2 separate regions of the Homo sapiens genome follow, and region 2 is linked to region 1. Evidence: chromatin loops called from intact Hi-C (ENCODE). Cell type or tissue: MCF 10A. All regions are shown on one strand. Links, peaks and the distances in the headings refer to the core of each region. The heading gives the core; the rest is flanking DNA.

The links. Hi-C counts contacts between places; a loop is a spot of excess contacts. Peaks named below come from ENCODE experiments on the same cell type or tissue, not always from the same donor. Only the 100,000 strongest peaks of a DNase experiment are listed, where the experiment ranks them.
Region 2: it touches region 1 in a loop (7-fold over the local background); 3 of 110 quality-filtered maps call a loop at or near these places.

What each region holds. Positions count from the first base shown.
Region 1 is chr3:74,059,488-74,075,967 of GRCh38, forward strand. No RefSeq gene overlaps it. Among named protein-coding and RNA genes, the nearest start is that of LINC02047, 68 kb to the left of the region's middle. In MCF 10A, for the core only: a CTCF peak has its summit at 7,836; no DNase peak of the experiment used is centred there.
Region 2 is chr3:74,991,731-75,008,210 of GRCh38, forward strand. No RefSeq gene overlaps it. Among named protein-coding and RNA genes, the nearest start is that of MIR4444-2, 210 kb to the right of the region's middle. In MCF 10A, for the core only: a CTCF peak has its summit at 9,823; no DNase peak of the experiment used is centred there.

The sequences.
Region 1 (16,480 bases), core at 6,345-8,844:
AAGGGGTTTATGACACAGTTAAGGAAGAATGGCTTTCACACACAGGATGAGACAATACACTATTAAAATTCAGATGTTGTGTAAGCAATATCTTAATCCATTATTTGTTTACTTTGGAATATGGTGTGAGATAAGGAGAGTCAAGGAATTGCTGCATATTTTTGATTTGGGAACTGAGCAGATGTAGAGCAAAGTGAGGTCAGATAGAATGTGCAGATCAGCTCTGCCTAAGACACTTGGCAAGTTACCTAAACACTGAGCCTGTACCCTGACCTAAAAATGACCCGGAAAATAACATCCTTTGGACATACTATGGGTCAGTAATGGAGAAAATGATTTAAAGTTCCTAGATATAGCACTTGATTCAATAAACGTTAACCACACTCTGGATTACTATAGATAGCTAATCAAGGAAACAAAGAAGGAAGCAGGATACAGAAGAGAAGGGGAAAGGTGGGAAGGAGAAGGAAAAATGTGGTGAAGAAGTAAAGGGTTTATATCTGACTCCCTATGCTTTTCTTTAATGAAACTTCATTTTAAAAGTCACATCTTGCCACTCTCAAAGACAAGCAAAGAACCAATATTGCATTTTAATGGCCCATTACTGAAAAAGGAAATCAAGCCCTGGATATGATCTTTTTTGGCACAAGATCCTGGGAGAGCAAAGAGATGTAAGTCAACATTTATGAGCTGGGAAAAAATTGGAAATATTCTGTCCCTTGGAGCAAAGCAGTCGTATGCTATTACTAATCCTTATTTACCCTCGAGGAGCAACAAGCGTTCATATGCAAAAGAGAAAAGAAATTTTTGAAAATCACTATCTTCTTTCATTTAAATTTCAGGACTTTATCCATTATCCTGGCCTCTTGTAATACTATTTTAAAAAGTAATTCCCTCAAAGACCTCTTCATATGAATGAGAGATTAGTACCAGGGAGTAAAAATCCTCAGCATTCTTGCATCAAAATACTTTTTTCTACAAGAAGTTACTGCCTAGGTAATTTTTTCACAGTAATTATTGTTTCAAGAAGCAGCAGTGTGGAAGTTTTCCCTGTGAATATGGGTAAGACTGCTTCTAAATGCTTAGTGCCTGAAATGGTTGGTTGTTCCCTCTAGGGCAGAGTGGGGATGGAGGGGCATTTAGATTGGATGGTGGTTGGAATTTGAATAGTAGTTTTAATATCTCACACACAAAATATACAGCCTAGCTTTATTATTCCTAGTGGTGGCAGTTTTGCACAAGCTAAGAAAAGCTGAATTTGGTCCCACGGTCTCCACCAATTGGCTGAAAGAAATTAATAAACTACTCTTTGATATGGCTCTGAGTCCACAGAGGTGTGTATTTGAATTTCTTAGGTCCCTTGCTTTGTATGACATGGTTTTTCCAGAATGAATTAGAAGTTATTTCTTCCAGCCAATGGGTTTGCTTGACATTTTGCAGCTTGAAGACGTAACATCAGATGACTTCATTGTTTTATCTTTCCTTCACTTTTCCCATAGGATTTATTTTTCTTAGGTCTCGTCTTTCTTAAAACATGAAAGATCACATCCTTTTCTGATTATAACGTTTTCTCGATTTCTCAATAGAGGAGTGAAAGAGTCAAACCATAGAGGCCCCACAGGACAGCAACCAGAAATGGACATCGCAGACACCCAAAACTGGGGCCAGGCCACAAGGGAGCCACAGAGAAGCCTTGCCTTCATGATGGAGTTGGAGGAGCACCAGATGGGTACAAAACCAGTAGCCTGCCAAAAGAGCATTTCATTTCTCTGGAAATGTCAATACAGAACAAACTAGGTGAACAGAGCTAGAGATTTTAGAAATTATTGTGGGAGTTCTTGAAAGTTTATAAAAGGATCCTTAGCAACCTTGAAATTTTACTCTGAAGAGGACAGGAGAAGTCAGCAACATGATTTGCAAATATTTCCCCCCATTCTATGGGTTACTTTGCACTTTCTTCATGGTGTGCTTTGAAACACAAAAGTTTTTTATTTTTATGAAGTCCAGTGTATTTATTTATTATTTATTTTGGTAGCTTATGCTTTTGGTATCTAAGAAGACTTTGTCTATCCAATGTCGCAAAAATATACTGCTGTATTTTATTCTAAGGGTTTTATAATGTTAGCTTTTATATTTAGGTCTATGATTCATTTGGAGTTAATTTTTGTTTATGATATAAGAAAAGAGTTTAGTTCCCTAAATCTTATTTACTGAACTCCAGCTATGTGTCAGATATTGTACCAAAATTTTCCATACACTCCATTTACTCTCACAACAGTCCACTGTTGAAAGTTTTAAGATGAGGAGATAAGAAAAATCAGAATGTATTAAAATATTGAGAGGACAACAATTTTAGTCACTACCATTTCTTGAGAATATATAATGGACCAAAGTCTGTGCTAAAGGCTTTTTATGTGCTCACTAATGGAATTCCTAGACAACTCCAGCAGGTTAATAGTATTATTATCTCCACTTTACAGATGAGAAAACTGAGGCACAGGGAACTCGAAAATTGTGTGCAGGGACACATCTGATAAGTAGTCATACCAGGTTTGGAAGCCAGGCAGTTAGAGACAAGAGTTTGGCTCTTGTCTATAATTAGTTGTCAAGGATCACATAGCAAACAAAAAATAGGAGTAGAGAAACAACCCAAAGGTCCATCAGCTGAGAATGGATAAACAAAATGTGATGTATCCATACTACGGAATACTACTGAGCAATAAAAAGGAATGACTGACACATGCTGCAATATCTAAGTGAGAGAAGCCAGTCAGGGAAGACCACAAATTATATGAATCCATTTATATGAAATATTCAGAATAGGCATATCTGTAAAGACAGAAGGTACATTAGTGACTATCTAGGGCTGAAGTGGGAAAGAAATTGAAGGGAAATAAGGGATGACTACTAATGAGCATGGGATATTTTTGGGGATGTGTAATGAAAATGTTCTCAAACTGGTTATTATGATGGTTGCACAACTCTGTGATTATACTAAAAACCATAGAATTGTATGTTCTAAATGGGCAAATTGTGTGATATGTAAATTATATCTCAAAAAATTTATTTCAAAAATGGGGCTAGAATGTCAAATCTAGACTTTCGTATTTCAAGCCTGTGTGTTTTTCACTATGCCTTACTGACCATCACTCTTTTTTGGCATCGTGTATGTTACTACTCAACTTTCCTTATTGGTCCATCTTCTGTTCATAGTCTGTGGACTACTACAGGGCAAAAACTGTGTGGCAATTATCTTTGTTCCACCAAATCCCAAAAGGCCTGTTCTGGCGGTGTTAGTCCCAAAGTCATCTCAATACATTATCTGTTGAACGATTAAAATAAAATACTCCCAATTGAGGTACTTCTAGTCTAACAGAATATGCCTGTTCCTGAAAAGTTGAGTGAGACTTTAATTTTAAATTGAATATTTAAATATTACAGTGTGCTTAATATTTAGATGAATCTGTCAGCTTAATATTTAGATGAATCTGTCTTAGAGTGAGTGGCCATCTGCCACATCTTTATTTTTGGAGATCTGATTTTTTTTTCCTTTTTTGCATACACTCATTGAGATTTTCTTACATCAGAATAAATGTTAGATGTTCTTATCTATTGCAAGTAGATTTGGTACATTGGTACAGCACTGGAGACTCTATGTAGGAAAATGTGAACTTGTTAAAAGTGTTTTTGATATTCAGTGTCATAATACTCTAAGAGGGTTTCATTTCAACATTTCCATTAGCTGGTGGTAATAACTTGTAACTAAAAAAACAAATGATTTAAACATTAAAAAGGGAATAAGCAACTGTGTGTGTGTCTGTGTGTGTGTAATTCCACAGCAGTTTTCATGAATTTGTGCTATTAAATAATCATAAATAAAAATTTAGGAAAATAATATTTGTAAGTATTATTGTGTGTTCTCAGCTCCCTACTAACTACTAAATTCTCTCTGTTATAACACAAGGGTCTTCCTTACCTTCCTACTTTTCTTGATGGCAATCACTTACTGTGTTGCAAAGTGTCCTGAGGTATTCTTAGAGATGATGGTTGAGAGAAAGGGAGCTGGGGAAGAAGAAAAGGGAATAGAAAGACATAGCTCTGTTGGGAAAGGAGTGAAAGTGGTTCTACGAAGAAAACAAGGATATTTCCTGAGCCATCCCTCCTGCTGCTGCCCAAACAAGATCATCCACCAGCTCAACAAACACTGATTTGACAAAATGCTGGTCAAGTCAGTGTCCCCAGAGATTCTGCTCCATGCATTTCCCTGACTGTACCTCTCTTCCAGGGCAAGTGGACATCAACACCGTCACTGAAGAAGTCATTCTCCTGCTGTGTTGGTGTGCTAGGGCTGCTGCACCAAAGTGCCACAGACTGCATGGCTTAAACCAGAGTAATTTATGTCTCACAGCTCTGGAGGCTGGAAGTCCAAGATCAAGGTGTCAGCAGTGTTGGCTCCAAGAGGAAGAGATCTGTTCCAGTCCTCTCTGCTTGTCTTGTAAATTACCATCTTCTCTCCATGTCATTACATCATCTTCCCTTTATACCCCTCTGTATCCAATCTTCCTCTTCTTATAAGGACATCAGTCATACTGGATTAAGTCTCATCCTACTGACCTCATGTTAACTTGATTACCTCTATAAAGACCCTGTCTCCAAAAACGTCACATTCTGAAGTACTGGGGATCAGCACTTCAATTGATGAATTTGGAAGGGGGGCACAATTCAGCCCATAAAGCTGACAGAAAATGGTGATAATGTCAAAACCATTTTTTTTTGTTTGTGTGTAGCCTTTTCTAGATACAAATCACCTCATATAGTCTCATATCATATGGAGAATTTAACTTAGACAAATTCAAGTGTTTGCATTAAATTCACTTGTAAGGACACACACACACACACACACACACACACAGAGAGGGGAGACAGAGAAAGGAGGGACTGAGAGAGAGAGAGAGAAATAGAGGAGAGACAGAGAGAGAGAGAGTCAGTGAATGCAGTATCTGCGAACTCTCACATGTAGACCTCATGGTGTTTCTAAGATTCCCAATTCGCATGATTTTTTGTGCAAATATTATGCCACGTTAAGTGATACTGCAGCATTTAAGGACAAATATTTTGGTACAGAGTGGCCCCCAAAGGCAATTCCAGTTTATCTGAAACTGAACTAAAGAAAAAAAAAAAAACAATTCCAATGCTGGTGGGAAAATTTGACTGGGTTGAATACACCAGGAGACACTATATATAACGTTTTAAAGATTTGTTTAAGAATAATATTGTTAATGTGATAGTTGCATTCCACACTGACTATAGAATAAATACCTCCATCATATTGTACCTCACTCAACTGGGTTGGTCAATATATACTTTGTGCACTTGCTTTTTTAGTGGGTTTATGGCATGTATATCAATTATATAACTAAAATATAATTTTAAAACATTTGCAAATCATATATCTGATAAAGGACTTATATGTAAACATATAAAATGTGTCATGTTTATCTAAGGTCTTAATAATGGGAAACGCAGGTAAAGGGAATACAGGAAATTTCTTCGCTATCTTTTTATTTTTTTATTTTTATTTTTTCTTTGAGATGGAGTCTCGCTCTTTCGCCCAGGCTGGAGTGCAGTGGCGCGATCTCGGCTCACTGCAAGCTCCCCTCCCGGGTTCACGCCATTCTCCTGCCTCAGCCTCCTGAGTAGCTGGGACTACAGGTGCCCGCCACTATGCCCCGCTAATTTTTGTATTTTTCTGTAGAGACGGGGTTTCGCCGCGTTAGCCGGGATGGTCTCGATCTCCTGACCTCGTGATCCGCCCGCCTCAGCCTCCCAAAGTGCTGGGATTACAGGCGTGAGCCACTGCGCCCGGCCTCTTTGCTATCTTTGCAGCATTTTTTTGTAAATCGGAAATTGATCCAAAATAAAGTTTGTGTTTTTAAATGGGCAAAATATTTGAATAAATATTTCACCAAAGAAGATACACTAATGGCCTAAAATAGGAAACGATGCTCAACATCATTAGTCATTAAAGATGTACAAATTAAAACCACAATTAGATATCACCACAGAAATATCAAAAAAACTAAAATAAAAAATAGTGACACACCAAATGCTACTGAGGATGTGGAGAAGTTAGATCACGCATATAAAATGGTAATGCCACTGCAGAAAACAGTTCGATGGTTTCCTACAATCATAAATGTAAATTTACAATATGACTTAGTAACTCCACTTCTAGTTACTTACTCAAGGAAAATAAAAATATACGTTCAGAGCAGCATTGTTTATAATAGGCAAAGAACAGAAAGAACCCAAATGTTCATCAGCTGATGAACTGATATACAAGATGGGGGATATCCATACAATGGAATATTATCCAGCCACCAAAAAGAAAGTGGTACTGCATGTACATACCTTGAAAACATTATATTCAATAAAAGATGCCAGACACAAAAGACCACATATTGTGCAATTCAAGTTATGAACTACACAGAAAAGGCAAATATAGAGAGACAGAAAGGAAATCATTGGTCCCCAGCAGTTAGAGGTAGGAAGAGGGGTTGTTTGCAAATTGCACAAGGTTACTTTTTGGGATGATGGAAATGTTCTAAAGCAGATTGTGGGGATGATTATACAACTTTCTAAATTTACTAAAAAGCATTGCATTGTCTTCTTAAAACGAATGAATTTCATAGTGTATGATTTATCCCCAATAAAGCTGTTAAATGTGTTTTTGTATAAAATTTAAATTATGAAGAAAAATATAAAGAAATAACTGATCTTTTCATCACTTAAGAATACATTTCAGCATGTTTCCTTTGCAGCTTTATCATGTCCTATTGATTTTAATTTTAAAATTCAGGCAAGTCTTAAAGAAATCTACTTTCTTTGTTGATGTATATTAACTTGGAAAGTTGACTAGTTAGGATTTATTTCTTGAGAATTTTATTTGCAGAAATGACTGTCCTTTTGTAGTATCTACTACTTGTTCCCATCAATGTGACTGATAGGTAGCATTGCTAGCTGGTCAAAGCTGCCTGGAAAATCCCACTGTCTGTTTGCTTTCAAGCAAAGCAAAAGCCATAGCTATACTTCTAGCCCAATTAGAAACACAAAAGCTCTGTCTCCCAAAAAAAAACAACTCAGGAGATCAGGGAGGTCATACACTTGCATTTTGGCTTTTCAGGCCAGAACGCAGAGGGCACTTTTCCTGTCACGTGAACAGATGAGCACAGCAGACACTGTCTGTGACCTTTGGTGGCCACGCTGTGCAGGGAGCTACCTGCACAGTTGAGAAAGAATAGAGTTCAAAATGAGACACATAAGATTGTTGGTTGATTTTTCTTTAATCTTTCATTTTCTTTTTCTTTTTAATTGTTTTTTCCAGGCAGAAAGGGAAAGCGTCAGTATATAACTCAGACATTGCTAAAATTTGTACCAAGCTCCCCATCCCAAACTGAACAACCATCCAGAACTTTTTTAGCTGATCCTGAAAGAAATTCTGCAGCATTTTCTGAAGGCGCAACCTCATACTGTGTTTAGAAAATACATATAAAGATAAATTTGCAGAGCAAAAGAAATTGTAGCACAAAGGAAAAATTGTGGCTTAAATTATTTCATTTAAATAATCTACACTGTTTCTTTTCAGGCCGGTCAAAAGTATACACAAATCTTGTCTGTCATAATAGAAAAGATGAATAAAAGTAGAAATATATATATATTTCACTTTTGGTTGACCAAGTAAGAGGTACTCATAAAACTTCTTATGCTGTCTGGGACTTAACTTTCATTCAGCCTGCTGTGAAGTTATGGGAGGATATCTTTCTCTAAATAATTTATTTCCAAACCCCCTAATTAGAAGATGTGAGGCATCTTTAGAAACATGCCCACAAGCACTAGAGGGCAATGCTGGACAGATATTACTGAGATCCAAGCAAATACTAGTGAGTATGACTGGATACTCACTGGTTTCAAATGAACAATACTTCAGACGCAACTTTGAATATTCTGTGAGTAGAATGAAGTTTCCAGTGATTGCTTTCCAGCCTGATAACAGGAACAGACAAAGAGGGCAAGGTTTTCTTGGTAGCAATCAATTCTGCTTCCTGGCTTCATCAGGGCATTTTGCCCAGATTGAAGCTGGGCCAGTTTAAGAGCAGGTTGGCAGAGTGAGGAGATAATAGCCAATGTCAAAGCCAAGAAAAAGTTTTTGGAACAGGATTCAGAATCAAAATTTAGACTCTGTAGAAGAAAGAAATATCAAAGTTGCTCACTCAATTGTGTCTCCTGATCTCATATAATGTAATGGGCCCAGGGAGTTATATGAGGGTGAGAATTATTTCTACAAGTTAAAAAAATCAATTTGATTAAAATCTGATTGACAACTCATAAAACAATAAGACGCTATTTTGTTATGGGCATTATCACAGTGATTGCTGGTTGCTATGACAATAAAGGATGAAATTCTGCCTCATTTTTCATTTCTCTCTCTTACATAGTCTCATTGTACAGTGGGATCAAAGTGATGCTGAATACTAGGGTAAAATCCCCTAGTAAGGATTTGACTAGAACAGTGGTTCTCAAAGTGTGGTCTCTGAATCAGCAGCATCAGCATCATTCAGGCACTCCCTAGAAATTAAAATTCTTAAACCTCAGCTCAGACCTTCTGAATTAGAATTTCTAATGCAGAGGGGCCCAGCAATCTGCATTTTAGTAAAATATACACCAAAGTCTGAAAGCCACTGAAGTTTAGGAAACACAGAAGAAGTTGTATTTAGAAAATGATACCTACGAATTAGCCGGGCATGGTGGTGCATGTCTGTGGTCCCAGCTACTCTGGAGGCTAAGGTGGGAGGATGGCTTGAGCCTAGGAGGTGGAAGTTTCAGTGAGCCAAGGTTGCACTACTGCACTCTAACCTGGGTGACAGAGTGAGACTGTCTCAAAAAAAAAAAAAAAAGGAAAAAGAAAGAAAATGATACTTACTGTACAATGTTATCCAAGCAACAATCAAGTACGGTATAATCTACTATCTCTTTTATACTTGCTTTATATAATACACATAAGAAGTCTTCATATTGTAGCAATTATTTTTTATAATCTATAACTTATTTTTATGCAATTCAAGATGCATTTTATATTGCATTGATTTAAATAGTGATGTCTATATTTTAAAGCTAGCTCAGGGATTCTCATTACGTTTCTAATATTATTACTGATCATGAAAATAAAGCATACAAGTGTGTAACATTTTTGCGTACCAAATAGCTTCCAAATAGAAAATATAATGGACACAAGTATCTTGCCCAAGGTCATACAATTAGCATTAAGTAGAAAACTATGATTTGAATCCAGAACTTTTAACACTAAGATCAATATTTTTCCCCTGGCATCATGGCTACTAATACACTCAATGAAGAACTTTAAATATTCAACAATGAAAATCTAATGATTGTCACAATAATATTGACTAGGAAAAATAATATTTTTTCTTTTTTTATATTTTTGAGACATGGTCTCACTGTCACTCAGGCTGGAGTGCAGCAACATGATCATGGCTCACTGCAGCCTCAACCTCCCAAGGCTCAGGTGATCCTTCCACCTCAGCCTCCTGAGTAGCTGGGACTATAGGCACATGTTACCATACCCAGCTAATTTTTCTATTTTTTGTAGAGACAGGGTTTGGCTATGTAGTCCAGGCTGATCTAGAATTCCTGAGCTCAAGCAATCTGCCTGCCTTGGCATCTCAAAAGTGCTATGATTACAGGTGTGAGCTACCACACCTGGCCCCCAAAATGATATTTTCATAGAATGTTCTGTTATTTGACGAGAACTAGGTTTAATTAGAGGAAAAAAGAAGCAGATGGAGTTTTCTGGAGATTGGAAGAAATCTTCTGAACATTTTGCAAGAGTTAAAGATGGAATTCAAGTGTGGAAAAGAGATTCTGTAGGTGAAGCTAATTGAGCTCTAACCTGTAAAAATTATAAGACTAGGGTGGTATATTGAGTGCCAAGTCTTTCTGCAGGAGAAGAAAGTGAAGAGGAGGATATGTTTGGGTTAGGCAGCTAGTTGCTATTAGACCTGAGGGCTTGGAACATCTGAGGCTGAGCAAGAGATGGAAAAGTATGACTTGCTGATGATAAATCAACCATTTAGTGAGAACCTGGTATGTGCCAGACATTGTTCAAGGGCATGGAGTAAGGTGATGTGAGTGAGGTACCTGTCTCAGGTGGAAAGTTTAAGAAGACACCAAAAAAGGAAAAGAAAAACTCAATAATCAAGACAATATTTTAAAGCAATATATTTTTAAAATCACAATAAATGCAATAAATCCATGATGAAGAAGATAGTAATATTCAAATGTAAGTGGAATCTGTTTTATTCATTTTTTTCTTATTTCCGGTTCCAAAATTGTTCAGCATGGTACTGTTACTGAACTTGTCTTTATTAAAAATGTTGATATTTTGTTCATTGGGGGATTTTTCCATTAATTTTAACTTTGAAATATATCACATGAAAAAGTAACTTCTCAATGCAAATCAAAACCACAATGAAAAACCATCTCACATCAGTCAGAATGGCTGTTATTGAAAAGTCAAAAAGTATTATGTTGGTGCAAAAGTAAATGGTGGACTGGATAAAGAAAATGTGGTTCATATAAACCACAGAATACTACAAAGTCATAAAAATAATGAGATCATGTCCTTTTCATCCTTTGCAGCAACATAGATGGAGCTGGAAGTCCTTATCCTAAGATAATCAAAGCAGAATCAGAAAACCAAATATCGCATGTTCTCACAAGTGAGAGCTAAACGTTGAGTACACATGGACACAAAGAAGGGAACAATAGACCCGGGGGCCTACTTGGGAGTGGAGGGTGGGAGGAGGGAGAATATGGAAAAACTACCAATCGGGTACTATGTTCATTACCTGGGTGACAAAATAATCTGTACACCAAACCCCCATGACACACAATTTACCCATATAACAAACCTGCACATGTATCCTGAACCTAAAATAAAGTTGGAAAGAAACAAAATTACTTCTCTTGATCATTGAGGATTTTAGCATTTAAATTTTGTACACCCTTACCTCACCCAAGCCCCAGGTCTGCACAGTGCTAAAAGCTTTACGTTAATTATCTCAAAGAATCATCACAGTCCATAACGTACATAGTTTGTTTGGTAGGCAAACTGGATATTTTTAATGAAGGAAATAACTTTGTGTTTGAAAACATATAAATTTATAATAATATACATAGATGTGTAAATATCCTATTACATTTAGGGGATAGAAAATATCAACTAAAGCTCACATGCCAGTTTGTTTGTAACAGCAATAGTGCACAAAGGCACATTTCCATGTGTTTTGACTCATTCATTTATGTTTCCTTGTGGTATTTTCAAAGTTTTTTATGTGAAGCATGTTAAAATTATATTAGTCCTGTTAATTGTAAGAATAATTGGGCCACTGCTGAAAGAAATGCTTCTCACAATGTATACCACAAAATCCTAGCCATAGAATTGTTCTGGCTGCTTCCTGGGATGGAGAGACCATATGGGTGAGTGGGCAAGGAGAGGGGGACCAGGTAAAAGAAACATGAGAAGGAAGTGGTGGTAGAAGCTTTAGAAAGCAACAGATGTCCCCACAGGGTAGAAGTTGTTGAGTTTCCTCTCTTTGCATCAGAAAACATAGAGCCTGGTATCTACCACCATGAGCACTGAATTCAGTTCATCTGGGGTGCAGCCCTAACATACCAGATGATGCCACTGTGCAGCCAAGCTTGAGAACCACTATGCTATGGAGTCCAAGCACTCAGCTCCTGGGGTTGATTCAGTGTGAATGGGACTCCAAGGCCCTGCTCAAGGAGTGATAGACACTCAGTGCTGAGCATCTTCTGTGCTTTTGTTGGGCTGCTCGTGGATTTGTAAATAGGGAAAACCTATGGGTGAATGGGCAAGGAGAGTCAGGTTATAGCCATTCACGTTATAAAGGGAATTATTAAAAGGCACATGTGGTTGTAAAAGGGAAGGAGAGATGAGACAGTTGTCTCTTGGCAGAGAAGAGAATTTTCATTAAATTTACACTGTGTCATGTGGTATATCAATTCTCTTCTCCATTTGCCCGAGATCTTCAATAAATTATTTATTTCTCATTGATGGGCTTTGGCAACGACTGACTTTGGGGGCACATGTCACATTGTTGAGGACTTTTCAAGAATAGAGATATAAGAGCAGAGATCTTCTGTTACATAAAGTTTAATAAGGAAAGCACAAGCAAAGGATGCTGGCAGGAAAAGGCCAAAGGATCCCAGCTTCTGAAAGAGTAGGTGCCATGTGCTGCTGCCATCCTTTCTGAATAAACAGGAAACCTCATTGAAAGATGTCTGGGAGCCATTGCTTTCCCTAGACTCACAATCTGGATGGAATCTGTACTTACCAAGGTCCTCAGCATGAGGATGTTACCATTTATGACATCCTTTTTATAACTTTGTGTTGAGATATTTACCAGTCTGAAAGTGGTGGTGTGTCAGTGTGGAATATTTTTCAAGTTGATCCAAGTGATGTGAGTCACCACAAACCTGCTCACTCATGTATAGTTCAAATGAAGATTATACACATCTACTTTTGGTCATTTTTCTCATAAGCATGCTCAAAGGAAGGCTGTATACAAAAACATTGATGAAATGCCAGCATCATGAATGTGTTAAGGGTAAGAGCAGTAATTACTATTTTAAGATGGTGTAGCCCAGAAATTTGGAGGCAGAGCTGATACCTCAAAGCTGTATTAGCTTCACTTTTGTCCTTGGAGAAGAGGTCTAGGAGTCTGTGCTCAATTAAAGTTGATTTTCCTATTTTCCATATGAAGTAAAACAGAGAGATCCCGTGGCATTGTTTAAAAAGGCCACAGCAATATTTCTGTCCTGCATGCTGTTTCAGAGCCTTCTTAGGTTATTTCCTCTCCCTTTCAACCTGGGCACAATAGAGTGTGGCACAGGTGATGCTATGGGACTTCCTTGAGTAGGTCACAACTTCTCCCAGGACGACATACAAGATATTTGGTTACCATAAAGCCACCATGCTGGAAACATCCTGTAGAGAGACCCCATGGAGACGGAAAGAGACGCCTGAGGGGTCCTGGCTGTTCTTGTCACCAGGGGTTTCAGTCTTGCCAGCTCAGGCACTTTCAGCATTGGAATTAAAGAATGGGCTGGAATTAAAGAAGGACAGAGTTGACTATGAGACCGTAATCCACTGAAATATTGGAGAGGGCTTTATACTCTCATGGTGCAGGCATGAGGGTCAGATATATGAATCAGCGAGCTTGGGGTGACTCCAGCCTCAGCTTCCGCATCACCCCAGCTGGCACAAAGGGGAGTAGAGAGGAGCTGCCCCCACAATAGCCTATACAGATTGCAGATTCACGAGCAAAATCAGTATTGTTATCATTTTAAGACATTATGTTTTAGGAATGTTTGTTTCATAGCATTAGATAAGCAGAACAGAGGCAGAAAATCTATTAGTGACAATTATTAGCAATGAAAGGAACATTTTCTGACCATCTAATATGAAATAGCAACCCTCTCCTTCACCCTTTTGCCATATTTTACTTTCCTCCATAATAATTGCCACTACCTAGTATTATAGATTTTCTTGATTATTGATTTATTCCTGTTTCCCTACACTAATAGAACAAGCAATGCTTGGGCAGAAAAGGGCTTTGGTTGGCTATTGAGGATCTAGAACGTGCTCACACACCGTAGCGTAGAGTGGAATGAGTGAATGACACTTTACACAGTGCTCATTCTTATTGGGATAATGAGAAACTAAGTAACTTATCTGTATTTATTTCAGGCTGCTTATGTGATTTTAGTCAAATATTTGAGTAAAAAAAATAATATTCTTAAACAGCCTTATTTTTATGTTAGCAGAAGTGGCTTAAGTTTTTGTTTGATTAGTATTTTCTCCACCACTTAATCTCAAAACAATTTGGAAAGATTTTTCCTTTCTTAAAGAAGCTTGACCGAGTTTTGAAACGTAAACATGCCAAACTGCTTAAGAACCTAATGAATGAAGTCTTTGTGAACATATTAAATAAATTAAATGTAAGGTTGGATTTGTAAAATCTTTGTAGGAGTTCTATAATATGACAATTGATGCTACCAGAACACTAATCACAACAAATGGTTCAGGGCATTAAGTATGAAACAACAAACGGTTCAGGGCATTAAGTATGGGCCTAAGTTTGTATTATTGTAGAAAGACTCTGAAAATCAAAGTATTCAAATAGCATATAATCAAATTCACAAAGCCATTTCTGTTTGATTTTTTGTTCTGATTTCAAATTTTTCAATTTTAAGCTCAAAGTCCTCATGTACTTGCTGAAAATAACCTGCTAAACGAGATGATTAAACAGGAATGAAAAATTTATTTTTTGTGCATATGATCTCATGAATGACTTGTTTTTTAGCTCCTCTCAGAGAGAGCAAACAAAAGGGTCAGAGTTTGAAGTAAAGGGTCAAATTTATAACAGGTGGCTCTGAAAAAGATTAAAAGTTTGGGAATATTGTAATAGGAAAAGTTAGTACGCTGGAAGTCTGTGAGAGTTTGCCTTTGTGTGTGCGTGAGTAATACTATACATTTCCGTTTCTTATTTTTTAAAATATTTTTAAATTTAAATTTTATTTTATTTTTGTATGTATGTATGTATTTATTTATTTATTTGAGATGGCATTTTGCTCTTGTTGCCCAGGCTGGAGTACAGTGGCATGATCTCGGCTCACTGCAACCTCCACCTCCCAGGTTCAAGCAATTCTCCTGCCTCAGCCTCCCAAGGAGCTGGGATTACAGGCATGTGCCACCACGCCCAGCTAATTTTTTGTATTTAGCAGAGATGGGGTTTCACCAAGTTAGTCAGGCTGGTCTCTAACTCCAGACCTCAGGTTATCCACCTGCCTCAGCCTCCCAAAATGCTGGGATTACAGGCGTGTGCCATCGCACCTGGTCTATTTTATTTATTTTTTTTAGAGACAAGGTCTTACTTTGTCGCTCAGGCTGAAGGGCAGTAGGTCTTCACAGGTGCAATTATGAAGCGCCACAGCCTTTAATTCCTGGCCCCACACTATCTTCCCACTTTAGCTTCCCAAATAGCTGGGACTGCAGGTGTGTACCAGCACACCTGGCTTATTCCTTTCTTAATTTTTATCTCATGTTGCTGTAATATTAGAGTCATGTTGAAGAACTCTAAACATCCCTAACACCATACATGTAAACTCTGAGGCAAAATAGAATCTTTTACATATTTTGATATTCCAAACAAAGAACCAACTGAACGTTTTGACTATATAACCATGACCTTCCTGTGCCCTATTAGGAGGATTAGTAGCACAGAAAATCCATCTCCTTAAATGCTGACATAGCAAACCCAGCTACTTTGTGCAAGACATTAACAACACAATAAATAACTACAAAAACTTGAATGAAAAATTAATGCATAAGTCTTTGTCTTCAAACTTAAGTGAGATTGTTGAATTAAAAAATGAGTACTCTTCACTCTCATGACCTATATTGCCATATTTCTTTCCAGATATGCAATGTGCATTTGTATTTCATCAGCAGTGTGTTAGTTATCCAACTTTACTTTTTATTAGTGTTAAGCATGATAATTTAAAAAATCTTTGTCTACTTATTAATTAATTTCCATTTTTGCTTAATAGTACACTTCAACGGTTTTTAACCTACTACTGACCCATAATTGCTTTTTTTATTGCAGCACCATATACGTAACATAACATTTACCATTTTAACCATTTCAAGTGTACAAATAAGTGGCTTTAGTTACATTAACAATGTTGTGCAAGAAGCCCCATTATCTGTTTCCAGAACTTTTTCATCATCCTAAACAGAAACTATGCCCATTAAGCAATAACTTCTATTTCCCTAGTAACTTCTACATACAACATTTGTTGTTTTGTGTTTGGGTTACTTCACATAGCATGTTTTTAAGGTTCATCCATGTGGTAGCATGTGTGTCAGAATTTCACTCATTGAAAAAAAATGTATGTTTTGTTTATCCGTAAGCCAAGACACTAGAAGAGAAAGTCTAATCACATCTTATTAGAGGAGAGAGAAATTCTGCTTCTGAGAAGGAAGAAGAAAACAAAGCAAAGCAGGCAGGCTTAGAAACAGGGAAATGCAAGTGAGATGGAGGAAGGCTGGCACTGATTTGGTGGTGAGGGGCATGGGAAGTGCCTTGGTTGGAGGGTAACCAATGGGCATTTCATAGATGTAGACATCTAATGCTCACTTTTAAACCCCTCTCCCAAATCATTTCCACATCTTTAGTAAAATCACCCGTACTCACTTGTGCATAGTATGAGTAACTTTATTTCTTTACCTATCTTTCAGCATTGGAATTAAAGAATGGACTGAACTTTCTGTCAGATTCAGAAGAAGGACACAGTTGACTATGAGATGGTAATCCAC
Region 2 (16,480 bases), core at 8,441-10,940, 930 kb after region 1:
GAATTGAGAAATGGAGCCACAGGTGCAGTACCAAACAATTGTTACTGTGGAAATAAAGTTTTATAACATAATTTTATGCTAAAGCAGCAATTTTTTGTTGTCTAGTAGCCTTAAATAAGATGTGTATATGCATGAGAGGAGAGGCGAAGTAATTCAGGGCTTAAATATGTGGTATGTAGACAAAAACAGAATGGGTTCTAATCTTGTGTCCATTTGTCACTTCTATGACATTGGCCAACTGATCCGCTCTGCAGATCAGTTATGTGAGCTCTAAAATTGGTACTATAATAACAACCATCTCATCAAGTTTTGGTGAGGATTAACTGAGAGAGAGAATGTGAAGTCCTTAGGAACGTGCCTGGCACATGGTAAGGGGTAAAAAGATTAATAGTATTAGGGTGGTTCAAAAGTAATTGCAATTTTTGCTATTAAAAGTAATAATTACATCACATAAGCTGAGTAAACTGGATGATTGAAAGTCACAACCGCACTAGCTCTTTAAGACTCAGACTTTGTGGGGAATATTGCTTAGTTTTCAACTGTTTGCCTGCAATTTTCTGAGTGACAGCCAAAGGAAGAAAAAAAAAAGATATAGGGAAAGATTGACTTATGAAATTCAAATAAGTGGCATTTCAAACCACTGTTCAGTTCTTCATCACTGAGAAACAGCTTATTTTTGCATATTTAAAAGATGAAAGAAAGTGCATACATATTAATTTTAAATTAGGCTTTCTAATGGGGGAACTTTTCAAGTGATTTCCAATGGTGGAAAAATGCAGAATTCATGCTCAAGTGAATCTCTTAGTGTTTTGGGCAAGAATAAATTAATTATAGCAATTGAAGGTATGCCCAAAGCTCTTCACATTTTGAAGAAGAGATTGGGTACACACACACACACACACACACACACACACACACACACGTGTAAACCCAAAAACTTTGGATGGAAAATAGGTACAATGACAATACTTTTACTCTCTGGTTTACCATCGGTGGAAACTTTTAAGATTTCTAGATGTTTTGGTTTTTGGGGGGATTGTTTTGGTAACATTGAAATTACCATTAGGAAAGTAAGAGTGATTTACTATTTGAAGATTAGAAGACTATTGGTTTTCCATTCAAGTTGCTACCTAAAGAGTTCACTTATCTGGACTGTAGCAAATTTATGTAATATTTTTTTCTCCTATAAAGGAACTCAGAAAATGTTCAGCAATAGAATAATTGTCCATGTTAGTAACTCAATCATCAAACAATGCTTACACTTAAGTTCAGTAAGCTTCCATCTTCCAATTGCTTTAAATCCATTTGCAATAAAATTATGGAGGATTCAAACAGTGTGGAGGTTGATGTTGTTGAACTTGCTGATGATGCATTAATATGGTCATCTTGGAATTTGCTTTCCTTTCTAGCTCTGTAAATCCAGCCTATCCATGTATCAAGTACTCCCCCATCTATGAAGCCTTCCAAGCATTCTCTGACACTAATCATAATAATCATGTTTTGATCATTCTTATATTGCTAATAATACCATTATATTTGCTATCACCCATTAACATCAATATCACCATCATCATCTTCTTCTTCATGAATAATATTTATCGAGTGCTCAATATGAGCCAGATTCTATACTAAAGACCTTATGTTCATTTTATTTTGTCATCCCAATACTGTAATTCTACTATTATTCTCTACTGATGCATGAGAAACTGAGTCTTGCAAAGTTTAAATACCTATCCAAGTTCATATTGCAAATACATGACAGAACCAGACTTTTAATCCCAGCAGCCTAACTGCAAAGCCCTAATTTCTTAACCCCCCTATAATGACTATCAACTTATTATTTATTTATTTATTTTGTTTATTTTAATTTTTTTGAGACAGAGTCTCGCTCTGTCGCCCAGTCTGGAGTGTAATCGTGTGATCTTGACCCACTGCAACCTCCGCCTTTCAGGTTCAAGCAATTCTCCTGCCTCAGCCTCCCTAGAATCTGGGATTACAATCCCCCGCTACCATGCCTGGCTGATTTTTCTATTTTTAGTAGAGACGGCATTTCACCATTTTGGCCAGGCTGGTCTTGAACTCCTGACCTCGGGTGATCCACCCATCTTGGCCTCCCAAAGTGCTAGGATTACAGGTGTGAGCAACTGCACCCAGTCTCCAATTTATAATTTAAACATTAGACATTTAACTTTTAGATTTTCCATCTTGTCTCCTTCTTTGGTAACTTCTTTGTAGCAGAAGTTTGTCCCCAAATGCCTTTCTCCCTTTCTTCATTAGAATTGCAATCTTTAAATTTTAGCTGAGCACACAGTAATCAAAAATAAGAATCTTATATTCTGGTTTCCCTATGCATGCAAGTGATTAAGTCTGGATAATGACATGTCAATGGGAATTCTTCTTAGAAAGGAGAAGGTGTGTAATCCTTTGATCCTTTCTTCATTCTCTTGGCTGGATTTGGGTCCTGGAGCTGGTGCTAGACCAGCCACCTCAGAATATGATATGGAGACCACATGCTGAGGATGGCTGAGAAGAAATGCAGAAAGACTCTTGGTGTTTGACAGTGTGATGCACTGACCAACCCTAAACAGACTCTTTCTACACTTATTTCATTTGAGATGGAATACGTTTCTACTGTATTGATATTTCAATTATTTTGAGTTTTTGGTCTCTTGAAGCCGATCTAATCCTACCTAATACACTCTTAGAGGGCAGAGTGAATTTTTATACAAGTAAGAATACTCATAACATGTTTAAAAGGCACTTGATAAATATCATATTGCTTTATGGTAATTACAGATTTCCAAATATGTCCAAGGTCTATCAAAAATCATAGTCTAGTATACATAATCTAAAACAGTAGTATATTTGAAACCCTCAGAATTGGACAGTTTATTAGGCTAAGCTTTATTTTGCAGCCACTTCAGCCACTTCTTCCATATTAACACAGGGGAGATTTGATATAAAATGCTATTATATGTAGTTGGATATACTCCTAGTGCTGACAGAATAAAAACATACTGCATTTAAAAAAAACAAAATTTCCTTTTTGAATTAATGTCATCTCTTACTGTGGCAATCTAACTGGCATTATTAAAAACCCTGTCAGGAATTACTATACAAATCCTCACTCTAGTAATCATACACATGCTTGTCCACCTAATTGAGGCCATTGCAATGTGGCACTACAAAGAGAATATTCTAGAAGTTAGTTCAAACCAACTGAAGATGCAAGCCAATATAAGAATTGTCTTCCCACAAGAGATATCAATAATACAGAGCTGAGATGCTACAGAAAAGAGAATAAATCATAAAATTATTTAAAAGCTAACACTATATAGTTTAGGATTAGTTTTGTCTTGGGAAAATTGTCTAATTCCCTGCTTTCTCAGAATATATGACCATCCTGTGATAGAATAAAATAGTAAAAGTACTGACATTCAGTCATTTCTTCTTTTACTTATTAACTCAATCCTTCAATAATATTTCCAAGCCCATACTGTAGGCTAGACACTTGTCTCATATCTGGTGATATAGGCATAAACAATATTGACAAAATTCATGCCTTCCTGGAGCTCATTTTCTTATGGAGGAAGACAGACAAAAATTATATATTTTTTAAGACAGTGGTTAAGATTAATAAGATATTGAGATTGAAAGCGATTGAAGGCAAGGGGAAGTCAGGTTAGACCCCTTTGAGAATGTATAATTTGAGCTGAGATGTAGGTAGCAAGATAGGCTGGTCTTACAAAAATTTGAGGGAAAAGGCTCCAGGCAGAGGAAACAAGAAGTGCACAGCTCTTAAGACTGGAACAAGCTTTGCTGATTCAGGAGATGGGAGATAACTTCAAGGTTTCTGGGACAAAGTGGAGAAGGGGAGAGTGGTGCTAAGATCAGAGGAATAGGCAGGACTGGGTCGTATAGGACCCTGAAGGGTATGGTAAGATGTCTGAAATTTATTCTAAGTTCTTTAGGTGTGACATGTAATCGAAGTGACAGTTTTGTGTTAGAGACCTATTGCTCTTTTGCTGTCTATAGTTTTCTACATAAACTTAGAAATAGATTTTTAGAATGTCAACCCCTAAGTCCTCATATCCGTAGAAGTTAAGTCACTATCATTACCAGAAATTATCTGGTATTTCATAAGTGCTCATATTAATGGGACTATGGAGGCTGGAATGAATTAAGGATTCTTGTGACTTATGATAAATGATAAATCTTAATTATGAGCCTCATTTTATTCATACTGAAAGCACACAGAAATAGTAAATTCAGTGTAATCTGTCAGGAATAATTAATTTGATTAAATATTGATTTTAATTTTAGATCTGTCATTTCCTATTTAGTTATATTTTATATGCACCTTTTCATATTTATTACACTGTACATGCATTTTAAAAATATGTCTTTGAAAAACTGTGCTAAACTATTAAAAGCATAAATAAGTGAGTACATGGAGAAACAATAACAGCAAATTGAGCACATGGGGAAACAGTAACATCAAATTGTATGTTTGTGAAACATTCTTATATTGTTTGCAAATACTGTAAAGTATATTCTGCTCATTGGACTTACATTATGGAATTAAGAATAAGAAGCAGATGCTGCATCTTGTTTGTAGGATCTAAGTCAGAGGCAATGAACATGTACACATGTGGCTGCTCCTAAAAGGAACACAGGTATCACCAACTAGCTAGCTCCTGGAAAGTCCTACTTCAACCTCAGAATCTTTTCATCATTGCTGTTTAGTCAACCACCACTCATAAATGACTTGTCAAGAGAAGCTAGTCCAAGATTTGCTCTTGCCTTAAACTGACAATGAACAAAGAAAGATATGCATCTTTTGCAGGTGTGAAAGTTCTCTGCTCATTTGTTACAATAGAGGATAATTTAGAAAGAATGTGGACATTGAAGTTAAATAAAATCGCCTTGAACCAGGATAGGATACTTATATTGGGCAGGTTCCTTAGCTTCCCTAAGCCTTTCTTTTCTTCAGTAGAAAATGAAAATGACATTTTATTTATGGGATTTAGGGAAAAATAAAATACTTGATGTATTGAAAGTGTTTAACAAATAATTTGATTCCATATTTTTCCTAGAATATTAAATGGTATTACCTTGGTCTAGAGATGCAAAAAATTTTTACTCCCAAATCGGTATTCTTTCCACTCCCACTATAAAGAGTATCTGAATTCTTATTTAAGGAAACACCTAAAAGAATATATACACACCCCATTTACACACATATATTAAACTTATTTATTATGATTTCAAGATCATATTGCTTTCATTTTAAGGTTTTTGAAAGACACATAAAGGCTAAGAACACTGTGATCTTTAAAATAAGTTCTAAAGAAGAGAGAAGAAGAGAGAAGGAGTTAAGAGGTGGGGAAAGCTTCATTGCTTTTGGTTAAGAATAAGAAAAATTTTGAAATGATTTAAGTTTGCAATATTTGGACAAATATCAAAGATTTTGTTTTGATAATATTACAAAATAAAATGTTATCAGAAATTATTGGGCATAAAATATCTACTTGTGTGAATTTCTATGAAACAGGAAATAAAATTTAGGGTCCAGGTACCCATAAAAATCTCATTGTTAAATTGCTTTTTTTTTGTGCTAAGATAGTATTTCCACATAGTTTGTACAATCTTTAAAATTGTCTTCAACAGTGAAAGCCATTTTCAAAGCAATCTTTCTTTCAATGTTTCTATGTTCTTTTCTTTTTCTTTTTTTTTTTTTTTTTTTGAGACGGAGTCTCACTCTGTCGCCCATGCTGGAGTGCAGTGGCGCCATCTCGGCTCACTGCAACCTCCGCCTCCCGGGTTCATGCCGTTCTCCTGCCTCAGCCTCCCGAGTAGCAGGTCTACAGGTGCCTGCCACCACGCCCAGCTAATTTTTGTATTTTTAGTAGAGACGGGGTTTCACCGTGTTAGCCAGGATGGTCTCGATTCCTGACCTTGAGATCCGCCCACCTGGGCCTCCCAAAGTGCTAGGATTACAGGCGTGAGCCACTGCGCCCGGCCGTTTCTGTGTTCTTTCTTTGTTCGTAAGACACTATCATTTCACTCTATGAGAGGTTCCCAAACAGTATAGTTGGTAACATCTGAAAAATGCAGATTCTTATCCCATACCAAGAAATTTTAGTTAAAGGGGTCTGTGACAGGCTGAGATGGAATAAAGAGTTCATATCAGACATTTCTAGTGGTTGGGAGGTGTTTTGTAATTCTCAATGCTATTTTATTTGTTTTAGTCAAGTTATTTCATTTATTTTAAAATTTCAAACAATATTTAAAAATGGTATGGAAGTCCCACTATCAAAATGAATGGTTACAAAAGAAAAATTATTTGGAAACACAGCACATTGAAAGGGAACAACAAGTTTTATTTATTTTTGAGCCTTCAGTTTAGTGCTGGTTACTCAATAAATGTTTGTTGAATAAATGAATAATCTGAATGAAGCTTTACCTTTTTAAAAATGAGATGACTGCTCTCCCATGAAATATAAATGCAAAAAGACACCTCTGTAGATTTTAATTTCCTTCTAGACTCCCAAACTACAACAACTGCTTTATATAGTGCAGGAATATTGCTCTTACTCACTTACTCTGACCCTGAAAATGTCTGTTACAAATAACTGAGCTCTCTAATAGTTCATAATGACCCTGTTCTCTGAGCAGAACTAATCAGTAATTTGGAATCAAATCGGCATTCTAAAAATGAGACATTGCTCACATTGATTCCTACATGGTCATCATCTTTGCATTAAAGGAGACAATTACAATATGTTAGTGTCAATCAATATTATGAATAAATTTTCAAACCATGAGGGGTGATGACTGACCTATTGTGATGTTAATTTCCTCTTCACCTCTAGTGCCAATTGTTTGCAGTGAGAAAGCTAACACTACTATGGGAAACTCATATTTCCAATTAAGGTGATAATATTTAAGGTTTTTTTGTTTTTATTTTTGCCTCCATTTGAATTATTTGCAGTAATATAAGGAGTTTTTTTACCTATAGTCTGGTTTAAAATGTTTTTAACTACAAATCAGAATCTTTGCAGTACTCATTGTGTTGACTATTCAAAAGTCTTAAAAAGGTATTTTTAAAAGATATTGAAGGCCAGGCACAGTGGTCCATGCCGGTAATCCCAGCACTTTGGGAGGCCGAGGTAGGTGGATGACGAGGTCAGGAGATCGAGACCATCCTGGCCAACACGGTGAAATAAAAATACAAAAATTAGCTGGGTGTGGTGGCACATGCCTGTAATCCTAGCTACTTGGGAGGATGTGGCAGGAGAATCACTTGAACTGGGGAGTCGGAGGTTGCAGTGAGCCGGAATCTTGCCACTGCACTCCAGCCTGGTGACAGAGAGAGACTCTGTCTCAAAAAAAAAAAAAAAAAAGATATTGATAGTTATTTTTCATAGAAGAAAATCCATGTTGGCCCATTAATAGACTGCAGAAAATGTCTGAATCTGTTAGGTCAATTATTGACAGCAAGGAGGTCAAAGCCATAACATAATTGTCATGGGGCCATTTAGCATCACTTGGAGAAAAATCTCTTGACCAGCCTGCAACTGAAGTCTTGAATCATTGACTCAAAAACCCAGTCTGCTAGTCAAATGCTGATGAGGTGAAAGAGCTTAATTGGCTTGATGCAAATTCACCATCTTAAATAATTTTTTAATATAATAAAACCTATAACTTACAGTTGGGTCAAAAAAGTGTTACCTTCATATTTGATAGACATTTTGGTTATATCTACAAATTCCAAATCACAGATATGGCCTAGGTCCTAAGATAATATTAATACACAACTTCCTAGTGAGTAAATGTAGCCATGAAATATGATCTATTAGAAATGTGCTACTAAACCCTGGGTACCTGTTTCCCTTGGGGAAATTTTTATCTCAAACACAAAGCAATTAATCTTCTTAGTCTTTCTTGATAACTCAATGATTTTCAGCTAATGGGTAATGATCTATAATTTGATATAAGTGAAAGAATAATGGTCAGGTTCATTTTCTATTCAACTCAAAAAATGATTTTTTTGTAAATCCTTACAGTGTGTCTAGGTAAGAACTAAATCAGTATGCACTCCATGTCATAGAAAACAATAAACAACACCTATTATTACCAATTGTAAAGGTACAGTCTCAGTTTTTCTCTTTTTTTTTTTTTTTTGAGACGGAGTCTCGCTCTGTCGCCCAGGCTGGAGTGCAGTGGCGGGATCTCGGCTCACTGCAAGCTCCGCCTCCCGGGTTCACGCCATTCTCCTGCCTCAGCCTCCCAAGTAGCTGGGACTACAGGCGCCCGCCACTACGCCCGGCTAATTTTTTGTATTTTTAGTAGAGACGGGGTTTCACCGTTTTAGCCGGGATGGTCTCGATCTCCTGACCTCGTGATCCGCCCGCCTCGGCCTCCCAAAGTGCTGGGATTACAGGCGTGAGCCACCGCGCCCGGCCCTCTTAAATATTTAATATTTAAATATTAAATTTTTAGTTAAATGTAATCATATTAAAAATAAATTTTAAAATAAATTCTACATTTAATGTAGAGTCACTTTATTACCTTCTATATTCAAGTATCTGATTAATTTATGTCTTTTTCAGTAATGCAAATGATTCATTATCATTTGAATGTTTAACTGCTCAAGTTTTATTGTCAGTGTACTTTTACTATGTTTTCATTAATTATTTTTTAAGAAATTTGATTAATAGTATCCTGCTAAGTTGAAATCCTAGTAGAGTGTTTTAGATTTTGAGAGCTTATCAAAATCAAACTGGAAGGAAACATTGCTTTGCACTTAATTCTGCCAGTTACCAAAATCATATCACATAGCGATCCTGACATAGATAGGAAGAAAGCAGTGGTGTGACCCATATCACAAATCACAGTCACAGTCATTTCATGAAAAATCTCTTCTTTGGGAAAATAAAAATTAACTGGGTAGATTTCTCAAGATGTTTTATTTTGTCTATGGAAAGAGGAAGATGGCAGTCAATGTATGATGTTCTTTTCAAAGGAGCTTCACCTGCAAATTCATTGACACCATATTTCTGCAATGTTTTAGAAATACACATTGTGTTGTGCTCAGCATGACTCTCTGAAAACTTTTTAGCATTCAGGATTGTAAGTGCCAGAAACTGTCTTGATTATATTTTATGAGAATATGTCAGAAATATTACTTATAAATCACCAGGTTGGAATAACCAGTACCTGAAGTTGGCCATCTTTATTTCAATAGGTGTACATATGTACTATGCATAACGCATGCTTCAGAAATTGTTACTACTCAACCTACTTACTTAGTATGAAGTTTCTTCTTTAGTATGTTATCATCCATTGTAATTCAAAATTACATAATGGATTAATTTTGAAAACAAATCTTCCCAAGGTCTAGTTTCTGGCTCAGCTTTTAAAGGCTAAGCATAATGATAATATAATACTATAATTTATGAATATTGCAAAGAGGATGGATAGTGGAAATGTAGAAAATACCATAGTACTTTGTTATAGAACCCATACAAATATAATACTTGTCAAAAATGGAAGATTTTTTTGGTACCAATTTATAGTAAGGGTAAGGAACAGTGAAGGGATGAGAAACTGTTGCAGCTAGAAAAATGATGCCAATGGAAAAATAGTATTTCAGATTCATAGTGGTGGTATTGATTCATAAAGTGATGTACTTTTTTCAATTAAGTATCAATAGAATCAAAATCAATTAGTAACAGGTATGAGAGTTCCTCTGTGAATTGAGAAATATCTTTATTCAATTTGACATATTCCAGCCATTCTTAGTCAATAGCTCCCTCTTTAGACATATGAGAGTTACTGACATTTATTTATGCCTTGGGAAATCGAATTTACAGGGGCTTTTGTATAGGCACCCATTGTGAAATCTAGCCACTCTATTAATTTTGGAACAAGAACAAAAAAATCCCTACAAATAAAAGGTTAAAAATATATTAAGTGCTAAAAGTGGAGTAAAAGATATTTTAAATAAATAAATTTGACGCTTTTGTAAAATGATTTCAGTGGCAAGAAAACACAAACAATTCAAATACCCAGCTATTGTCAACCTAGCTTATGAAGAATATATCCAACTCTGCGCTTTGGGGCTTATTTTAAAACTTGGCTATGTCATAGTTTCTTATTTGTCAGCTTTCTTTTGCCCTGCATGAGCACAACTCTACAAAGAGTCTTAATATGTGATTGGGTTAGCTTCTCTTAGACTCAGTTATTGTGGGTTTCTGTCATCAACTAGAATATTATTTATTAAAGTCTGAAGTCATTATCATGCTCAATTAACAAGGTTGCTTCTCTGCTTTCTCTTTCTTTCTTTCCCTCTGTCTCTCAAGTGGCATATTTATTTCCCCCAAATTAGAAATTTAGTAGATTCTAGTAAATTAAAAAAATTTTTAAAACAGTCACAGAACCACCAAAAGGAAGTAAAATAACAATCATTATTTATTATATCATAATACAAAATAACCTCACTTAACATTTAATATATTCCTTTTGGTCTATTTTTATATAGATGTGTATTTTTATAAAATTGAAATAAAGCTGAAAATACGGTTTTATATCTTTCCCCAAAATATAATTATTATAACAAAGCCATAAATGATATATGTATTGCATTTGTGTAACTATCTTTTAAAATTACCATTAAACATTTCTGAATAATGCCTCATCAGATGAAAATACAAAACTGATTTAGATGTTATTGCACATTTAGAATACAGCTTCAATGACTATCTTTACACCTATGTTTTTGAATGGCTTTCTGAGTATTTCCTTAGAGAGTTTCCTGGAAATGAAATGGTCGGTGAAAGGACAGGACATCTTTGAAATATTGTCAAGTAGCTTTTCAGAGTGATTGAACAAAGATTTACTTCTAAAGAGATATTCTGAGTGGAATAATTTAAAATTGATCATTTTAAGCTGGAATTTAAATTAGCAACCTCTCCACTCCATACCTACACACCACACCTCTGGATCCCCTCCCACTGTAATAAACATCTTATTTATTCTATGTTTATGAACACACTGCTTTAAAATGAGGAAAGAATACAGATCTCTTATGGAAGTATATAATAAACATCCTGGTGGCATTTAACTGAGGTGTTTCCATTTATTTAATTTGCATTTTAAAAGTATTTATTTTTTATACTTCTGAGATACATATGCAGAACATGCAGGTTTGTTACATAGATATACATATGCCATGGTGGTTTGCTACACACATCAACCTGTCATCTACATTAGATATTTCTCCTAATGCTATCCCTCCCCTAGCACCCAACCCCCTGACAGGCCCTGGTGTGTGATGTTCCCCTCCCTGTGCCCATATGCTTTCATTGTTCAACTCCCACTTGTGAGTGAGAATTTGCAGTGTTTGGTTTTCTGTTCCTGTGTTAGTTTGCTGAGAAAGATGGTTTCCAGTTTCATTCATGTCCCTGCAAAGAACATGAACTCATTCTTTTTTATCACTGTGGCGTATTCCATGGGATATATGTGCCACATTTTCTTTATCCAGTATAACACTGATGGGCATATGTGTTGGTTCCAAGTCTTTACTATTATGAATAGTGCTGCAATAAACATACCGGTGCATGTGTCTTTGTAGTAGAATGATTTACAATCCTTTGGTTATATACCCAGTAATGGGATTGCTGGGTCAAATGGTATTTCTAGTTCTAGATCCTTGAGGAATCACCACACTGTCTTCCACAATGGTTGAACTAATTTACACTCCCACCAACAGTGTAAAAGCGTTTCTATTTCTCCACATCCTCTCCAGCATCTGTTGTTTCCTGATTTTTTAATGATCACCATTCTAAATGGCGTGAGATGGTATCTCATTGTGGTTTTGATTTGCGTTTCTCTAATGACCAAGGATGATGAGCTTTTTTTCATGTTTGTTGACCGCATAAATGTCTTCCTTTAAAAAGTGTCTGTTTGTATCCTTTGCCCACTTTCTGATTTTTTTTTTAATTTGTTTATGTTCCTGGTAGATTCTGGATATTAGCCCTTTTTCAGATGGATAGATTGCAAACATTTTCTCCCATTCTGTAGGTTGCCTGTTCACTCTGGTGAGAGTTTCTTTTGCTGTACAGAAGCTCTTTAGTTTAATTAGATCCTGTTTGTCAATTTTGGCTTTTGTTGCAATGGCTTTTGGTGTTTTAGTCTTGAAGTCTTTGCCCATGCCTCTGTCCTGAATGGTATTGCCTAGATTTTCTTCAATGGTTTTTATGGTTTTAGGTCTTACATTTAAGTATTTACTCATCTTGAGTTAATTTTTGTATAAGGTGTAAAGAAGGGGTCCAGTTTCAGTTTTCTGCATATGGCTAGCCAGTTGTCCCAACACCATTTATTAAATAGGGAATCATTTCCCCACTGCTTGTTTTTATCAGGTTTGTCAAAGATCAGATGGTTGTAGAGGTGTGGTGTTATTTCTGAGGCCTCTGTTCCGTTACATTGGTCTATATATCTATTTTGGTACCAGTATCATGCTGTTTTGGTTACTGTAGCCTTGTAGTATAGTTTGAAGTCATGTAGCATGATGCCTCCAGGTTTGTTCTTTCTGCTTAGGATTGTCTTGGCTATATGGGCTCTTTTTTGGTTCCATATGAAATTTAAAGTAGTTTTTTCTAATTCTGTGAAGAAATTCACGGTAGCTTGATGGGAATACCATTGAATCTATCAATTACTTTGGGCACTATGGCCATTTTCACGATATTGATTCTTCTTATCCATGAGCTAGGAATGTTTTTCCATTTGTTTGTGTCCTCTCATATTTCCTTGAGCAGTGGTTTGTAGTTCTCCTTGAAGAGATCCTTCACATCCCTTTTAAGTGGTATTCTTAGGTATTTTATTCTCTTTGTAGCAGTTGTGAATGGAAGTTTGCTCATGCTTTTCTTCTGTTGTCTATTATTGGTGTATAGGAATGCTTGTGATTTTTGCACGTTGATTTTGTATCCTGAGACTTTGCCGAAGTTGCTTATCAGCTTAAGGAGATTTTGGGCTGAGACAATGGGGTTTTCTAAATATGCAATCATGTCATCTGCAAACAGAGATATTTTGACTTCCTTTCTTCCTATTTGAATACCCTTTATTTTTTTCTCTAGCCTGATTGCCCTGGCCAGAACTTCCAATATTATGTTGAATAGGAGTGGTGAGAGATGGCATCCTTGTCTTGTGCCAGTTTTCAAAGGGAATTCTGCCAGCTTTTGCCCATTCGGTGTAATATTGGCTGTGGGTTTGTCATAAATAGGTCTTATTATTTTGAGATATGTTCCACTGATACCTAGTTTATTGAGAATTTTTTAGCATGAAGGGGTGTTGAATTTTATCAAAGGCCTTTTCTGTATCTACTGAGATAACCATGTGGTTTTTGTCATTGGTTCTGCTTATGTGATGGATTACATTTATTGATTTTTGTATGTTGAACCAGCCTTGCATCCCAGGGATGAAGCCAACTTGATCTTGGTGGATAAGCTTTTTAATGTGCTGCTGGTTTTGGTTTGCCAGTATTTTATTGAGGATTTTTGCATCAATGTTCATCAGGGATATTGGCCTGAAATTTTCTTTTTTGTTGTGTCTTTGCAAGGTTTTGGTATCAGAATGATGCTGGCCTCATAAATATAATAACTCATAAAATGAGTTAGGGAGGAGTCCCTCTTTTTCTGTTGTTTGGAATAGTTTCAGAAGGAATGTACCAGCTCATCTTTGTACCTCTGGAAGAATTTGGCTGTGAATCCACCTGGTCCTGGGCTTTTTTGGTTGGTAGGCTATTAATTACTGCCTCAATTTCAGAACTTGTTATTGGTCTATTCAGGGATTTGATTTCTTCCTGGTTAAGTCTTGGGAGGGTGTATGTGTCCAGGAATTTATCCATTTCTTCTAGATCTTCAGGTTTATTTGTGTAGAGGTGTTTATAGTATTCTCTCATGATAGTTTGTATTTCTGTGGGATCAGTGGTGATCTCCCCTTTATCATTTTTTATTGTGTCTATTTGATTCTTCTCTTTTCTTATTTATTATTCTGGCTAGTGGTCTATCTATTTTGTTAATCTTTTCAAAAAATCATCTCCTGGATTCACTGTTTTTTTGAAGGGTTTTTCATGACTCGATATCCTTCAGTTCTGCTCTGATCTTAGTTATTTCTTGTCTTCTGCTAGCTTTTGAATTTATTTGCTCTTGCTTCTCTAGTTCTTTTAATTGTGATGTTAAGATGTCGATTTCAGATTTTCCCATTTCTCCTGTGGGCATTTAGTGCTATCAGTTTCCTTCTAAACACTGCTTTATCTGTGTCCTAGAGATTCTGGTACGTTTTGTCTTTGTTCTCATGGGTTTCAAAGAACGTATTTGTTTCTGCCTTAATTTTGTTATTTACCCAGTAGTCATTCAGGAGCAGGTTGCTCAGTTTTCATGTAGTTGTGTGGTTTTGAGTGGGATTTTTAATCCTGAGTTCTAATTTGATTGCACTGTGGTCTGAGAAAGTGTTTGTTTTGATTTCCCATCTTTTGCATTTGCTGAGGAGTGTTTTACTTCCAATTATGTGGTCAATTTTAGAATAAGTGCTATGTGGTGCAGAGAAGACTGTATATTCTGTTGATCTGGGGTGGAGAGTTCTGCAGATGTCTATTGGGTCCACTTGGTCCAGAGCTGAGTTCAAGTCCTGAATATCCTTGTTAATTTTCTGTCTCATTGTTCTAATATTGATAGTGAGGCTTTAAAGTCTCCCTCTATTATTGTGTGGGAGTCTAAGTCTCCTTGTAGGTCTCTAAGAACATGCTTTATGAATCTGGGTGCCCCTGCATTAGGTGCATGTATATTTAGGATAGTTAGCTCTTCTTGTTGCATTGATGGCTATACCATCAAGTAATGCCCTTCTTTGTCTTTTTTTGTTCTTTGTTGTTTTAAAGTCTGTTTCATCAGAGACTAGGACTGCAACCCCTGGTTTTTTTTTTTCTTTGCTTTCCATTTGCTTGGTAAGTCCTCCCCCATCCCTTTATTTTGAGCCATTTGTTTCTTTGCATGTGAGATGGGTCTCTCGAATACAGCACACCGATGGGTCTTGATTGTTCATCCAGTTTGCCAGTCTGTGCCTTTTAATTGGGGCATTAAGCCCAATAACATTTAAGGTTAATATGGTTATGTGTGAATTTGATCCTGTCATTATGATGCCAGCTGGTTATTTTGCCCATTAGTTGATGCAGTTTCTTCATAGTGTCAATGGTCTTTACATTTTGGTTTGTTTTTGCAGTGGCTGGTACCAGTTTTTCTTTTCCATATTTAGTGCTTCCTTCAGCAGTCTTGTAAGGCAGGCCTGGTGGTGACAAAATCCCTCAGCATTTGCTTGTCTGTAAAGGATTTTATTTCTCCTTCACTTATGAAGCTTAGTTTTGGGCTGGATATGAAATTCTGGGTTGAAAATTCTTTTCTTTAAGAATGTCGAATATTGGCCCCCACTCTCTTCTGGCTTGTAGGGTTTCTGCAGAGAGATCTGCTGTTAGTCTGATGGGCTTCCCTTTGTGGGTAACTCAACCTTTCTCTCTGGCTGCCCTTAACATTTTCTTCTTCATTTCAACCTTGGTGAATCTGATGATTATGTGTCTTGGGGTTGCTCTTCTCAATGAGTATCTTAGTGGTGTTCTCTGTATTTCCTGAATTTGAATGTTGGCCTGTCTTGCTTGGTTGGGGAAGTTCTGCTCGATAATATCCCGAAGTGTGTTTTCTAACTCGGTTCCATTGTCCCCATTACTTTTAGGTACACCAATCAAATGTAGGTTTGGTCTTTTCACATAGTCCCATATTTATGGGAGGTTTTGTTTGTTCCTTTTCATTCTTCTTCCTCTAATCTTGTCTTCACACTTTATTTCATTAAATTGATCTTCAATCTCTGATATCCTTTCTTCCACTTGATCAATTCAGCTATTGATACTTGTGTATGCTTCACAAAGTTCTCGTGCTGTGTTTTTCAGCTTCATCAGGTCTTTTATGTTCTTCACTAAACTGGTTATTCTAGTTAACAATTCCTCTAACCTTTTATCAGGTTCTTAGCTTCCTTGCATTGGGTTAGAACATGCTTCTTTAGCTCAGAGGAGTTTGTTATTACCCACCTTCTGAAGCGTACTTCTGTGAACTCATTAAACTCACTCTTTGTCCAGTTTTGTTCCCTTGCTGTTGAGGAGTTGTGATCCTTTGGAGGAGAAGAGGCATTCTGGTTTTTGGAATTTTCAGCCTATGGGGTGTCTGTCAACCCCTGCTGGGAAGTGTCTCCCAGTCAGGAGGCATGGGAGTCAGGGACCCACTTGAGGAGGCAATCTGTCCCTTAGCAGAACTCAAGGGCTGTGCTGGGAGATCCACTGCTCTCTTCAGAGCCAGAAGGCAGCAACATTTAAGTCTGCTGAAGCTGTACCCACAGCCGCCCCTTCCCTCATGTGCTCTGTCCCAGGGAGACCAGA